2 separate regions of the Homo sapiens genome follow, and region 2 is linked to region 1. The links are chromatin contacts, found by Hi-C in ENCODE. All regions are on one chromosome and are shown on one strand. Each heading gives the region's core, a stretch centred on a gene start or an enhancer-like site at or near the end of the contact. The rest is flanking DNA. Distances are from core to core; before and after follow the strand shown.

Region 1 (7,276 bases), core at 3,071-5,570:
ATTTTATACATATTGTGATTACAAACTATTTTTAGTTTAGAATGTCTGCAACATATTAAGTGCATCTCTATTAACAAAATAAAGAAATTATATTTTTTAAATACTTTTTATTTGGATAACAGATTTGTTAAGTAACGACTGTTTTAATAAAGAATTGCCATGGGCCGGTGCAGTGACTCATGCCTGCATAATCCCAGAACTTTGAGAGGCCAAGGCAAGAGAATGCTTGAGTCCAGGAGTGAGCTATGATCTGCCATTGCACTCCAGCATGGGTGAAAGGTTGTCTCTAAAAATAAAAATCCTGTCTCTAAAAATATAAAAGAATTGCCATAATTTTATATCACAGAAAAAATATATTTTAAAAGTTAAGAAGGGGAGAGTCTAGTAGAACAGTCAGACTAGTACATGTGTCCTGGAAAATGAACACAGAATATAGTGCATTTATAACTTAATATAAATAACCTTGGTAGCACAAAACATTATATTTTCATGGCATATTCTATATGTTTTCAAATGACATGAAAAGTCATTCAGAACAAGGAATCAGAATTCATTTGTAATTATAACTTTTTTTCTTTAAATATATTGGCTTTTTGAATTTTAGAAGGTTATATACTTCTGTTCAGAAAAAAAGCTTTTGTGAGACCTCATTTTTCAATTTTTATTTTTATTCCAACTTGGAGACTGCAAAAGCATAAGCCTGAAAAAACTAAAAGGTGGTGAGCCAGAAGATGGATATTAAACAGCCAAAATTAATAAAAACATTCACAGAAAATAATCTGCACAGAAATCACAACCTCTTAATAAAGAAATTAGCACGACAAATATTTCTTCTAGCCCAAAACATTCCTTGGTTAGCTTTCATAGAACAGATTTTGGATCTCCTAAAATTAAGCCATTAATACCTTTTTCTTAAGTGTCATAAATATTGTATTACATTAATTAAAATTTAATTCTTGACTCTACTAATTTATATTCTTCAACCACTTGCCCTCTCCCTATCCCTTTCCCCTCCCCGAAACCTCATCCTGGTATTTGGACAAAGTAGATTATGATTACACTACTGGGGAACTCCATTTGGAAAAAAAATCTACAAAAATACTAAGGGAGGAAGTATAATAAAAGTTCAGGGGTGGGAGAATGTTTCTCTGCACTACAGAAAGTTGAGGGGTGTGAGGGTTCCTCCAACAGGGCATAGTGAGAAAAAAAATATTTAAGAAATAAATTGAGAACAGGCTAGCTGAGTAAATAAATCGAAATAAAACAAACTGCAAAAAGACAATTTTTGCTTTCGTTGCATGTCAGGAAGGGTAACAGGAGGAAACAGTGGTTAAACAGAGCCATGAAGCACAAGGACTGGAAACAAGTACAGCCCTAGCTTGGCCTGACCACAGCATGCACTACGAGCTCCACAGTATATAATCCAGGACCCTATTCATTTGGCTTCAACTTCCTCATATAAAGAAGGGGGGAAAATTAAAACATTCTTCTCTATAATTTCCACACAACAGTCATAGTTATATGCCTGTAGTAATAAAAAAACAGTGTAACTGGCATTAACTGTAAATGGGTTGGAAGACATTTTAATGGGGGGATGAAAATGTTCTAAACCTGTACCTCAATAAAGTTGCTTTAAAAAATCTATCTCATTCTTCCTTATGGCAGCTCTTCAGATACTCTCTACTCTCCTCCTGGAAATAAAAAGCCCAAATGCCTCCACAGAATATAATTTTTCAATTTATTATAGTCTAGTATGTTCAACATCTTTTTAAAAATGTGGAATCCAAAACTAAACAGATTATTTCCTGTGTGTTTGATTTGTGCAGAATTAATGGGCTTACAGCTTGGCTGGATTGATATATTTTACTCTGGTAAAATGACATTCTGATAAATACCTGGAAAAACTCTGTGGCGAATTCTCTAGTATAATAATACTCTGGTAGCTTAAGATGTTAAACAGTCATATCACACTGTTTTATTATAGTGAATATGAACTTAAATAAAATCCCTAAACTTTTTTTGCCTCCAACAATCAACTGCCACGGAAATTTACTCCTACTCATATATATAGTATTTTTTAATTTTTTTTTTACTAAAAATTAATATTAATGAAAATTTGAGAAAAGAAAGAAAACAGAAGCCATAGCTGATAATATGGTATATTTATTTCCAGCAAATTTTGATTGCATGATATAGTCATATTGAGAAAAAATAATATCCAATTTCTATGGCCATCCTTCCCAGATCCAAGAAATACTCTAATATTCTGTATGATACCGTCCTAGATCCAATAAATACTCTATTTAATATTCTGTATGATAGAATCTAACACATCACTCTGTTTGTCTCCTCACAATTGTTACCACTGGATTTTTTATTTGGTTACTTCTTCCTTCTTTATTTCACCTTATTAGAATATACAGACCCCAAACATATAGGCTCTGCTGACCTTCACTCCCTTGGGACCTCACTTAGTTCCACAGTTAAAATTAATTCTATCTTCTTGCTGACAATTCCCAAAATTGTATCTCTAGCCCAGACCTCTCTCCTGAATTCTAGACTCGTATGTATAATGCATACAGACACATACACACACAAACTTCCATTACATATTCACTGCATACACATGTCTCTTTATTCCACATGTCCAAAATCAAATTCTGGACCCTATTACCCCAAAAACCTTCCTCAGTCGGAAACTTACCCATCTTAATTGATGGCCAATCCATCCCAAGGCAGTCATTTTGACTCCTCTTTTTCTCTTACAGTCCACACCCATTAATTCCATCAGCACATTTTATTGTTTTTGTCTTAAAAATATATCCAGAATCTGACCAACTTCTCACCATTCCCACTGCTACCATCCTGGTCAAGCCTTCACCAGCTCTCACCTGCAATATTGCAGTAACCTCCAAAGAAGTCTCCCTGCTTCTATCATTGCCTCATCCCCCATTATAATCTATTCTCCTATCTCCGAGTGATCTCTTTAAACATAAGCCAAGTCACTTCAAAACCCTGCAATGGCTTTGTTTCCCTCAAGAGTAAAAACCAAAATTCTTCCTATGGCCCTTTGTTCTCTCTCTGACCTTCTCTCGCTACTTTCTCCTTTGGTTACTTTCACTCAAGTCTCTGTATTTTCTAAATGTTCTTCAATAAGATACTGTTTTTTTAATTAATGAAGTTTTAAATGTAAAACTATGAAAGAGTAATCTAATCTGCCATTTTATCCAAATGTTTCCACTATTAGAACACGATTGTATAACAAGTCTGAGAAGAAAAACTAAGTAAATTTATGACAAGAGTTTATGGTGCCCTGAATGTCTACGTACCTAATGAAGACGTTGATACAGAGAAATCGTCTCAAAAAATCAAACGGTATGGTGAAATACCACAAGTTCTGGGTTTGGGATTGAAATATATTTCTTAAATCTTTTATTACTTACTAATTGTGATACCTTGACTAACTCACTATTCTCTGATTCAGTTTTCTTCTGTGTAAAGATGAAGTGGTCTGTAAAACCAAGAAACCTCGTGTTCTATAACAGGAACACCTTTATATAGCTACCCAAAAAAACACCTAAAAAGGCTGACTTATTCCTAAGAGTGTTATTGAACATTCTAGATTAATCTGCATATACAAAAGAATGCCAGAGAAGAAACCAAAATACCAAAAATATTTGGAGCCTGGTTGCGGACTGAATTTTATACAACTTTCAAAGACACTATTTGAGAGGCTGTCGTGTGTAGCCTACTAAGAAAAAACAGAGGGGTGGGGTGGCTCACTCTCTAGGAACCACAAACTTAAGGTTCCTAGAAAGAGCAGAGATTTTAAATATTCAGACTGTGTATGTATCATGACCCAGGGTTGGGGGCAGATGGCCCGGGGTGGCGGGGGAAAGGAGAGATGGCGGAGATCTTCTATCAGGCTATCCTGGGGAACTGCTCCAGGCTGAAACAAACCACCAGTTAGGACGAACCGCCTTTGATGTGAAAGCTGGGAAGCTAGAATGTAGTTTCGCCTTATCCTTAGCGGGTCGGTTCTAACAATTTTGTCACCCAAACTGAACCACTCACCGGGTCAACTGGGCTGCAAGCCCTTATGAGTTGGAGACAAGTGGCCCAGCCCCAACACAGTCAGACAAATCGCTGGGCGGCCATCTGCTCCTGAGACCGTTGCTAGAGAAACAAGACAACATCCAAGTTCTCCACATCATGGTTTTCCGGGCGCCAGCCAAGGCGCTCCGGGGGCGTGGTTACGTGGGCGACGCACGGAGGGGGCGGGTCAGAAACAACCGGGCGGAGGCGCACCCCAGGGCGCATGCGTGCTGTGCGGCGCGGTCTCAGGGAAGGTGGGGCTATGGCAGCTGCTAGGGACCCTCCGGAAGTATCGCTGCGAGAAGCCACCCAGCGAAAATTGCGGAGGTTTTCCGAGCTAAGAGGTACCAGAGAAGGCACCGGAGTTCTCCTGGGCAATGCAGAGGGAGGGTGCTTTTACGTGCCAGGAGGTTTGCTGGACTGTCACTTCCCGTTTACTTCTCATCTGTAGGCCTATGACGCTCCCCAGGAGTAGCTAGCTAATAATCCTTTTGAGTTTTTTATTCTTTTCACTGTCCCTGCTTGACATGCTTGTTGCTTACTTTATTCTTAGTAGTATAGATATTAAAAATGAGGGCGGAGGAAGAAGAAGAAAATCTTACTAGTGAAGTTATGCATTGATTAGCTCATTAATAAAAGTTGCTTTAAATAAATCTAAAAGATACGAAGCACAGTATTTTGAACTTTATGAGTAGATGCCAGCCCCCTATCTACTTCACGCTTTACATTACGTTCATCTACTTCTGTAATGTAACCGTTTGTTGAGGGAGTAACAGAACATGGAGGAATTATGGATTAAAAATTAAAAGGAAGAAATTTGTTATCAAAAAATTGGCTATGACACTTAATCCCTGTACACCTGTCTAATAAAAGTGATTATATTTGTGTTGCAGTGACTGCTTAAAAAATACTGGGACTAATTCTTGGATAACAGTAAAACTTTCAGGACTATTAGATTCTAGCTGACAAGTTCTGTTTGTTAACTAATTAAAATGCTAAATCATTTTGTTTATCAATAAAGAGATTCCAACTGTCTACTAAAAGTGCACACTGTCTTTTAAAGATGTCATCAGAGAGTTGGGACCTTCTGTTATCCAGAATTTTATGTTATATTCTAACAGCCTATGTAAGTTTGCATGGTTCATCTTAAAGTAATAGAAAATAAAGTACCCACATTTATAAACAGCAACATTGAGGGAAGGGATCTTTGGGTTGTGTCTTTCTTAGTCACCTAACACCAAGTGTCCGTGATACATAAGAATTGATTTGCAAAGCTGGAGATTTGTTTATGTTTATCTCCTCTTCTTATTGAAGAATTGAGGCAATAGTCTTTGGCAAGTTAAAAGTCGCTCTCTTAATCAAGAAACATTATGTCATTCAGAATTTATAATTAAATTGGATTGCAAACCATAAAAGGAGGGAGTGATCTAAAAGAAAAAAAAGGAACTTGTGAACAGTCTTCATTATAACTATTTTGAATCGTATTAATGCACCACTAATTATTCCCTAACTTTCAAAAGCCAAAGATACATTTTGGAAGATGATAATGGATATTACCTTCTTTATCATCTTTCTCAATAGGCAAACCTGTGGCAACTAGAAAATTCTGATAATTTTTGTTTTCATTTCCTTGCTTTTTCCAAATAGGCAAACTTGTAGCACGTGGAGAATTCTGGGACATAGTTGCAATAACAGCGGCTGATGAAAAACAGGAACTTGCTTACAACCAACAGCTGTCAGAAAAGCTGAAAAGAAAGGAGTTACCCCTTGGAGTTCAATATCACGTTTTTGTGGATCCTGCTGGAGCCAAAATTGGTACGCGCTTTATGGTCAGTTTTATAATATAGGTCCTAAGCAGAATAATCATTGAAGAAAAGGTTTCTGTGACTTACAGTGTATAAGCTGCATATCTCTACCCACAGCTTTACAAACTTTAAAATTTGAACATAAATTGACTTTTTTTAGAAAGATAAAAGGAATAGCAACTGTTCTTACCCATTATGACTTACCTTGAAAAACTTCCAGAATGTTACTTAAAAGAAAATTTTATTAGTTTTAATGAAATTCACACTATTCAGATAGGAATACTCCTTTGGACCTTATCAGTAGAACCCTTGAGGTCCTCTCCACTCCAGAGTTCCTCCAGCAATTTACATGAAGAAAGCAATTAGTGGGAAAAAATACTCTTGACCTCTTAGGGACATAATGCAGAATGCAAAAGAACACTGTCACATGGCTTAAATATAATACATATATTTGAAAACCCTAGTTTAGGTCAACTTTGCCCTTTGACCGTCCATTGCAAATAGAAATAAATGCTGTTTTTCTGAATGCTCTTTTCTATGTGATACTTAAAGTTGAAGCCCCCTGATACCAGAGATAAGATATCTGTATATGACATTAATATGACATTAGCATTATTCTAATTAGCCAACATTATTTTAATCCTTACAACTATGAGGTCAGTACTGTTATTATTTCTTTTTTTTTTTTTTTTTTTTTTTTTGAGAAGGAGTCTTGCTCTGTTGCCCAGGCTGGAGTGCAGTGGTGCGATCTTAGCTCACTCCAAGCTCCGCCTCCCAGGTTCAGGCCATTCTCCTGCCTCAGCCTCCCGAGTAGCTGGGACTACAGGTGACTGCCACCAGCCTGGCTAATTTTGTTTTTGTATTTTTTAGTAGAGACGGGGTTTCACCATGTTAGCCAGGACGGTCTGTATCTCCTGACCTCGTGATCCACCTGCCTCGGCCTCCCAAAGTGCTGGGATTACAGGCGTGATATTATTTCCATAGATGAGAATCTGAGGTACTCAAGAGTTAAGTAACTGGCCCAAGATAACTAGTGTGGTAGTTATATTTAAGATTTTTTTTTGGGAATCCAAGTTCTAAAAATCTTTTTTCGAAAGGAACTCTAACTTGTGTTTTTGATTGTGTCATTTGGGAGAATTATTTAAATGGGCTTTGTGATTTGTAACTCTGTATGAATGTTTATATTTATCAGTCTTCTAGTGTTACAGATTGTGTAATTGATTCTTCTTTCTTATAATTACTATTTTGGGGAGAATATTACCTCATCATTTATTACTGAGGGTTGTTGTCTGGGTTTCATTGCTAATTTATTGATTGGTTGTTTGCTATGAGATGTTTTTAATTTTGTTCTATTGCCAATACCTTTGATGTCCATC
Region 2 (6,427 bases), core at 2,066-4,565, 380 kb after region 1:
TGGGTAGCTGGGACCATAGATGCATGCCACTATGCCAGGCTAATTTTTTTGTTTTGTTTTGTTTTGTTAGTAGAGACAGGGTCTTTCCATGTTGCCCTGGCTGGTTTCAACTCTTGGATCTCAAACTCCCAAAGTGTTGGGATTACAGGTGTGGGCCACTGCACCTGGCCCTGAACTCATTATTTTCTGTAGCAGCATAATATGTCTGTCTTCTGCATGTGTTTCTGGTACTCACATGGGCCTTTAGCAACACAATCATTATACAGTGTGAACTGATGATTCTCACTCCCAGATGATAAGCTACTATATCTAGATTTAGTCATCACAAATTGAGTCTTTAGTAAAAAGTCTTACCTTGAGCTACATAGGTAAGTCTTACCTTGAGCTACAAAGCTACAAAGACACCAATTTGCATTACCTCTCACCTGTGTTCAGAAGCTAACTTGCCTTTGGCAAGACAGGATCACAAAGCAAGATAGGACTTTGCAGACCGGGACAGTTTTCAGCATAAATAATCTTCTTAGAGTACAAGTGTTCACCCATAATTTCCTGGTAAACCTGGGTGCACAAGCTATCATAGTTCATAGTTCAATAAATATAGGTTTGATATGTTTTTAATGGAACAAAGTGGATTTTTTTACTATTAAATAAAGTTATATATATGTTGCAAGTAAAATAAGTAAAGAAAGGCATGTCATGCCAAACACCTAAAGCATTTCAATTTCCCAACTGCAGAATAGAGGTTAGGGAGCTAGAAGCTTTGAAAAGGTTCATCTTAATAATTTATATCAATTTAATCTTTTTTATTAATTAAAAAATCACTGGACTAGATTTTATAAAATAAGTTATCATACCAAGATGTCAAACTCTAACTTAAAAAAAAAAAAACTTATAAAGTAGGCAAGTATGATGCTCCTCATTTGTTTTTTACTTGCTTGCCTTCTTGGCTAGCCATCTTACCCCCAACATCATCACCAACAACCTACCAGAAGCCTGAAGTCCTGATCTTACTCACTTCTTCTCTACTTTATACCCCATCCAAGACTGTCTTACCATTTCATTACCGCTTCTAACACAAAACACGGTTATCGTTTGTTGCATTTCCTCAGTCTCTTGCCAGCTATTATGATAAAGCATTTTGAGGTAAAGCAATAATAGCTGATATTACATTTCCCTTAAAATGTGTTTGGAAGGTAATTTGTGATGTCTCCTTTCAAAGGAGTAAAATAAAAATTTCAGGTCTATCAATAGGGCTGAGGTTGACTTTACAGGTCATCCTCTGCTTATCACAGCAGTTATTTCCTAACTTTTACCTAAAAGCTTCCAAAGCAAAATGTAGAATCAAATATTTGTTCACAGAACATATAGCCAATTCACCTGAGAGAATATGGTCCATTTTATTTCATTACAGATTATTACCGTATTTGAAACAAAATTAAATTGAAACAATAGGAAACAATAACGTGTGTCAAGTCTCTTTAATAGTGTATCTGTTGCTATTCAAATTCCTGCATGAAAGTATACTAAAAAGTCAGTTATAAAAACATTTAAAGAAAGTCTTCTGTTTTTCTAATCTGGTTTCTAAATTTATGGATTAATTAAAGAACATTCAGGGAAACAGGGAAATAAAATTGCCTAGCCACCATGTAGTAATATATTATGCCTAAATTCTAGGAGAGAAAGTGCTAATGGCATCCAGCTGAGATGTTATATGAACACAACACTATAAGGGTGTCAGACATGACGTTCCTCAAGCAAGGGAGAAAGAGTAATTGAAGCTTTTCTAAGAAATATTAGTATAAAAACATGACTTTTTTTTATGGTAACCCCATGGGCTTTTGAAAAAATATTTAATATAAGAGAGCAAACAATATTCACAAACAATGGCAATTTGATGAAGTGGAATGAGTGTGTACTTGGAAGTCAGACTAACCTGGGTAAAAAACGCCAGCTCTGCCATTTACTAATTGTATAAACTGGGAAATAACACCTCTCTAATCTTTCATTTTCTTATTCATGAAATGGGAATAGCAATGCTGTACTCACAGAATCCTTTGACAGTAAATGAGATAATTTATGTAAAATGCTTAGCATAGTGCCTGGCATAAAGAAAGCCCTAATAATCTTCCTTGTGCACACCTTTCATTGCTTACAAATAATTAGATTTTCTTGCTTGAATACAATTTGATCAATAACAACCAGTATCTCTGCATTGCAGAATAAATATTTGGGAAGGTGCACCTGAGTTCCTCTAGTTGAATGCCCATTATAAAAGATATGGGTTCTCTAAGATCATGGTGCCTCTCCTGTAAGTCAGCCCGCTGCACAATCAAGTGTTACCTGGCCCTCTTCATGTTGCCAAGTGAGAAATGGAGCTCAGGGAACCAGCATAAATACAGGTACTCTGGCTACTGCTATTTGCTATGAACAATAAAGTCCTTTTTCTCTGACTCAGGTGTCTTATGTCTTCTGCCATGATCCATAAAACTGTGGCTGGCTAAGTTGTTGCTTGAAAGAAGGGTAAAATCTCAAATGCCTCACAGTGCTTGATGACAATTACTAAAATTGAAGGTGGGATAATGTGACCATATGATGAATAAATGAATACCTTTTCCTGCCACCATACACATAAATATATTCAAATAAGCACACTTCTTAAAAGTCATTCAATAAATACTAGAAAGCCTAGTGATTTCAAGAACATGGGAAGTTTGACCAGATTTATGAGTCATGGTCTGTTGGATCACTCTAATTGGACCTCTTGCAGATGGAATACTTACCACCAAGAGCCAGGACATAGGCTAATGGCAATGAATCCTTTCCTAGTTAAAAAAAAAAAAAAGAAAAAAAAGGTCAAATGAATCACTGTGAAATGTACCATGGTTCTCCATCTCTCCAGTTGGGTCAGTTAAGGCAAATTCACCTAGCTGTTCAACTATCTGGGAGGCAGGCTATTGAAAGAAGACTGATCTGAAAATTCCTACCAGTATTGTATAATCTAATGTTCTTTTATTTAATCCTAGACATCAATATATTCAAAAAATAATAATAAATTTATACCTGATGTTAGCTGTGAAGCTCTCCTTAGGGCCTGTCAACTACTTCTGGCCATTCTATTCCTTAGTTGAAAGAAAAAAAAAAAGTGGCAGAAGGAAGAAACAAGAATAGGAAGGGTGGAAACAGGCCGTCTTTTGCAGAGGATTTCTGAAGGTTCTTCCTAGGTAATGATGTGCCCTTACTGCCACTTGTGTCAACCTCCAGCTTCCTCGGTGGCTTCCCACCCTCATCTTCACTGCTGACACCAGACTCAGCATCACAGTGGCAGTGGTAGCCCAATGCCAAGGGTTCTGTTATTATCTGTCCAGCTTATTGGAGGTCACATAAAATATCAAAAGGTATAAAAACAGGTCATGGGAACATTGCTGAGCTATTTCACATCATTTAAATAAGTGGGGTCAATTTAAGTGCATTTACATTAAAAGGTAGCCTTGGTTTAAAAATCTCTGAAGCATAAACAACTCCCAAGCTATGATTTCAAAAAGAAAACACAATACACAACAGAAGATCATGAAGTAAAGAAATCCATGCAGAGAAATACTTGCATTAAAAAAAGAGAGAGAGAGCAGCCAGGAGCAGTGACAGATTTGCCAAATGCACATGCAATGAAATAATTGAAAAAAACAGTTTAGTTGCATTTTCCCTTCTAGGAACGTGTGCTATGGCTTTTATGACACCAATCATCACTGCTTTTCTAAATTGCTAAAACTACTAGAGCTGACTAAACTATGAGCATTTCATCCATTAGTAGATTTTAGTGATTTGACCCCAATATTCACTCCATGGGGACAGAAGCAAAAAAGCTATTACACGATTCCTATAAATTTGACAGTAAAAGCTATTGTAGAAATTCCTGAATTCCTGTTATCTGTAGTTGGTTACTAGCATAGACTTCAGGATCACAGAGACCTAAATTCAAGTCTCATATTACATACTAACCATATCACATTGAGTAAATGCTTTGGCCTAAGCCAACGCCTTGGTTTATCTGTCTGTCAAAAAGAGTTATCTATCCAATGGTTCTTGAGAGGATTAAATGAAATAATATAGAGAGAGCATCTTCATCTTCCACTTATTAGCAAGTATCTAGGCACTTAATAATAACAGCAATGATGATGATGATGATGATGATGATGATGATGGTGATGGGCATTTCTAAGTGTCATCACCCAGTGTGGTATGATTCTAGGCCAAAGTGTAAAGCCAATTAAATTTGTCTTTAGTTTCTGACAATTCCCTTTCTACATCCCTTGCTTATCATCTGATTACCCATATCGTGAATTCCATAAATACCTGACATTACCATTATATCACCTCCTTGTTAACAAAAGTTATTTCAAATAAAACTAGACTTAGATCTGTCTTCTGGGGTAAGAACATAGTATTTCTGAAACTAACTTCTTTCCTTCCCTTTCTTCCTTTCTTTCCTTTTTCCCCCCTTTCTGTCCTTTTTTCCTTCCTTCCTTCCTTTCCTTTCCCTTCTTTTTCCCTTCCCTTCCCTTCCTTTTCCTTCCTTCTTTCTTTACTTCCTTCCTTCCTTCCTTCCTTCCTCCTCCCCCGATATTCTGTTACAACGGATATAACGGATTTACTTTGAGAAAACAGAACTGGAATGCAGTTTCTTGCTTAGTTTAAAGTGAACTGCTAAGGGGTAATTACTTACTGACCCCTCTGTATTTGGAAACGAATAGTGAAATACCTGCCTTAAATCGGTTTTGGAGGGAAAATTGTGACTTAACAATATTAGGACGACAAACAGAAATGAAAAAGGGGAATAATATAGTTCAAATATATTCTCTTTTAAAAATATTTGAACTCAGTTTTCTTCATTCATCCAATATAACAAAAGTTTTTTACAATAAGAGTTTAGAGATTATATCGACTCAAGACAATGATGTAATAGTTGGATTTACTATCAAGTTTTCATTTTAGAAACTTGACAAACATAATACATGAGTTAAATATCATTTTACTATAATAATGTGAATACTGTATATCTAGACAGTTCAAATAAGCAATGTTTTAGGTTTTGCATATAAATTTATTTGGCAATTACATGAAGCTTCATTCCATCAGTGCTAAGACATCAAAGCTTTTTCCAAGTAGTCCACAGGGTATAAAAATATAGTCTATAATATTAATAATAAACAATAAGCAATTAGCAGGTACTGAACCAAAAGACTACTATAAGAAGCCAAACAATACTAACATCATCTGAAAATTAAAACTCACTCAGAAATGATAGTGAAGCTTGTAGTCCCTCTGTCTCAGGGATGTTATCACCACTTGCCCACGTCTGCTGGCTTGCCCCTGGAGGATTAGCCTTCGGAAGTAGATGAGAGCCTGTATAGTTAGGTGTTGCCTATTTCAGATTCAGCAAGAATGGGATGCTGGCCTAAGTATCAAGGACTTACTAGGTGTGAAACCAGAAAAGGCTTCACTTGGTCGTTTTTTCTCAGATGTTCTTCTGAAACTGAAACTTAAAAGCAAGAACTTGGCTGGTGTCTAACCTCAACTGTTTTCCACCCATAGTAAAAGAGGACTGTGCATGCTGAGACTCCCATTTCAGCAATGTGACATATCACTTTGTTGCCTCTCTGTATTTAGCCCTTCATCCCCTAAGGCTCCTGTCTTTTACCTATCAATAAAGGTGACCACTGGAGGCAAAGGTGATTGTCAGTTCTCACAGCATTAGTTGCCAAATGGAATTGTCACACACAGAAAATTTCTTAGAAAGTCAGCTTTTTTTTTTTCACTCAAATGATATAATGATACTTTAAGGTATTTTTTTAAATATCAAAATATTCTTATTTTACAATGTCAGCTTTTTAGTATAAAAACAAATATATTTTAAATAATATGTATTGTATTTTCCCTAAATATGGAGACAGTATTTAGATAGATTATCCAAAGCTTGAAAAAACTAAAGGATACAAAGAAGAAAATAATTATCATAGTTTCACTACTCAGAGAAGACTACTAGTTAACATCTTAATAGATTTCCAAGTATTTTTTACTCGATTCTTACTAAAGGTAGCCCTTAATATCCCACTTTATTAATTTAGCAATATATTGTGACTATTTTCCCATATCATTAAATTTAAAAGACTCTTCAATAACACATAAAACATTATAATAAAGTCTTACTAAATTTCGGTTCATCAATGTCTATTGTTAAATATTGAGCTATTTCAATTGTGATTATAAAGCTATTTTAAACACTACTTATAATCATTTTTGCACATATTTCTGACTATTCCCTTAGGACACATTCCTGGAATATGAATTGCTATGAATTTTTAGAAGCTTTTTATACATATTTCTAAATGTTCTTTTAAAAAGGAGGTATGATGAACAATGTCATCAATAA

The links. Hi-C counts contacts between places; a loop is a spot of excess contacts on that map. Pooled maps may share reads with other maps.
Region 2: a loop to region 1 is called in a map with no recorded cell type, with 7 times the contacts of the local background. The contact joins the promoter of ERICH3-AS1 here to the promoter of FPGT-TNNI3K in region 1. A Hi-C loop is called at or near these places in 6 of 37 single-sample maps with no recorded cell type and 5 of 50 pooled maps.

The regions. Positions count from the first base shown.
Region 1 is chr1:74,193,922-74,201,197 of GRCh38, forward strand. It overlaps FPGT-TNNI3K (FPGT-TNNI3K readthrough), which reads left to right and starts at 4,321. Exons shown (of 27, transcript NM_001112808.3): 1 at 4,321-4,439; 2 at 5,743-5,910. The coding sequence starts at 4,358. LRRIQ3 (leucine rich repeats and IQ motif containing 3) reads right to left here and starts at 4,255. Exons shown (of 8, transcript NM_001105659.2): 1 at 4,075-4,255. FPGT (fucose-1-phosphate guanylyltransferase) reads left to right here and starts at 4,321. Exons shown (of 4, transcript NM_003838.5): 1 at 4,321-4,439; 2 at 5,743-5,910. The coding sequence starts at 4,358. RefSeq lists a silencer at 4,159-4,258.
Region 2 is chr1:74,574,115-74,580,541 of GRCh38, forward strand. ERICH3-AS1 (ERICH3 antisense RNA 1) reads left to right here and starts at 3,316. Exons shown (of 3, transcript NR_121671.1): 1 at 3,316-3,395. ERICH3 (glutamate rich 3) reads right to left here. Exons shown (of 15, transcript NM_001002912.5): 13 at 2,781-2,822.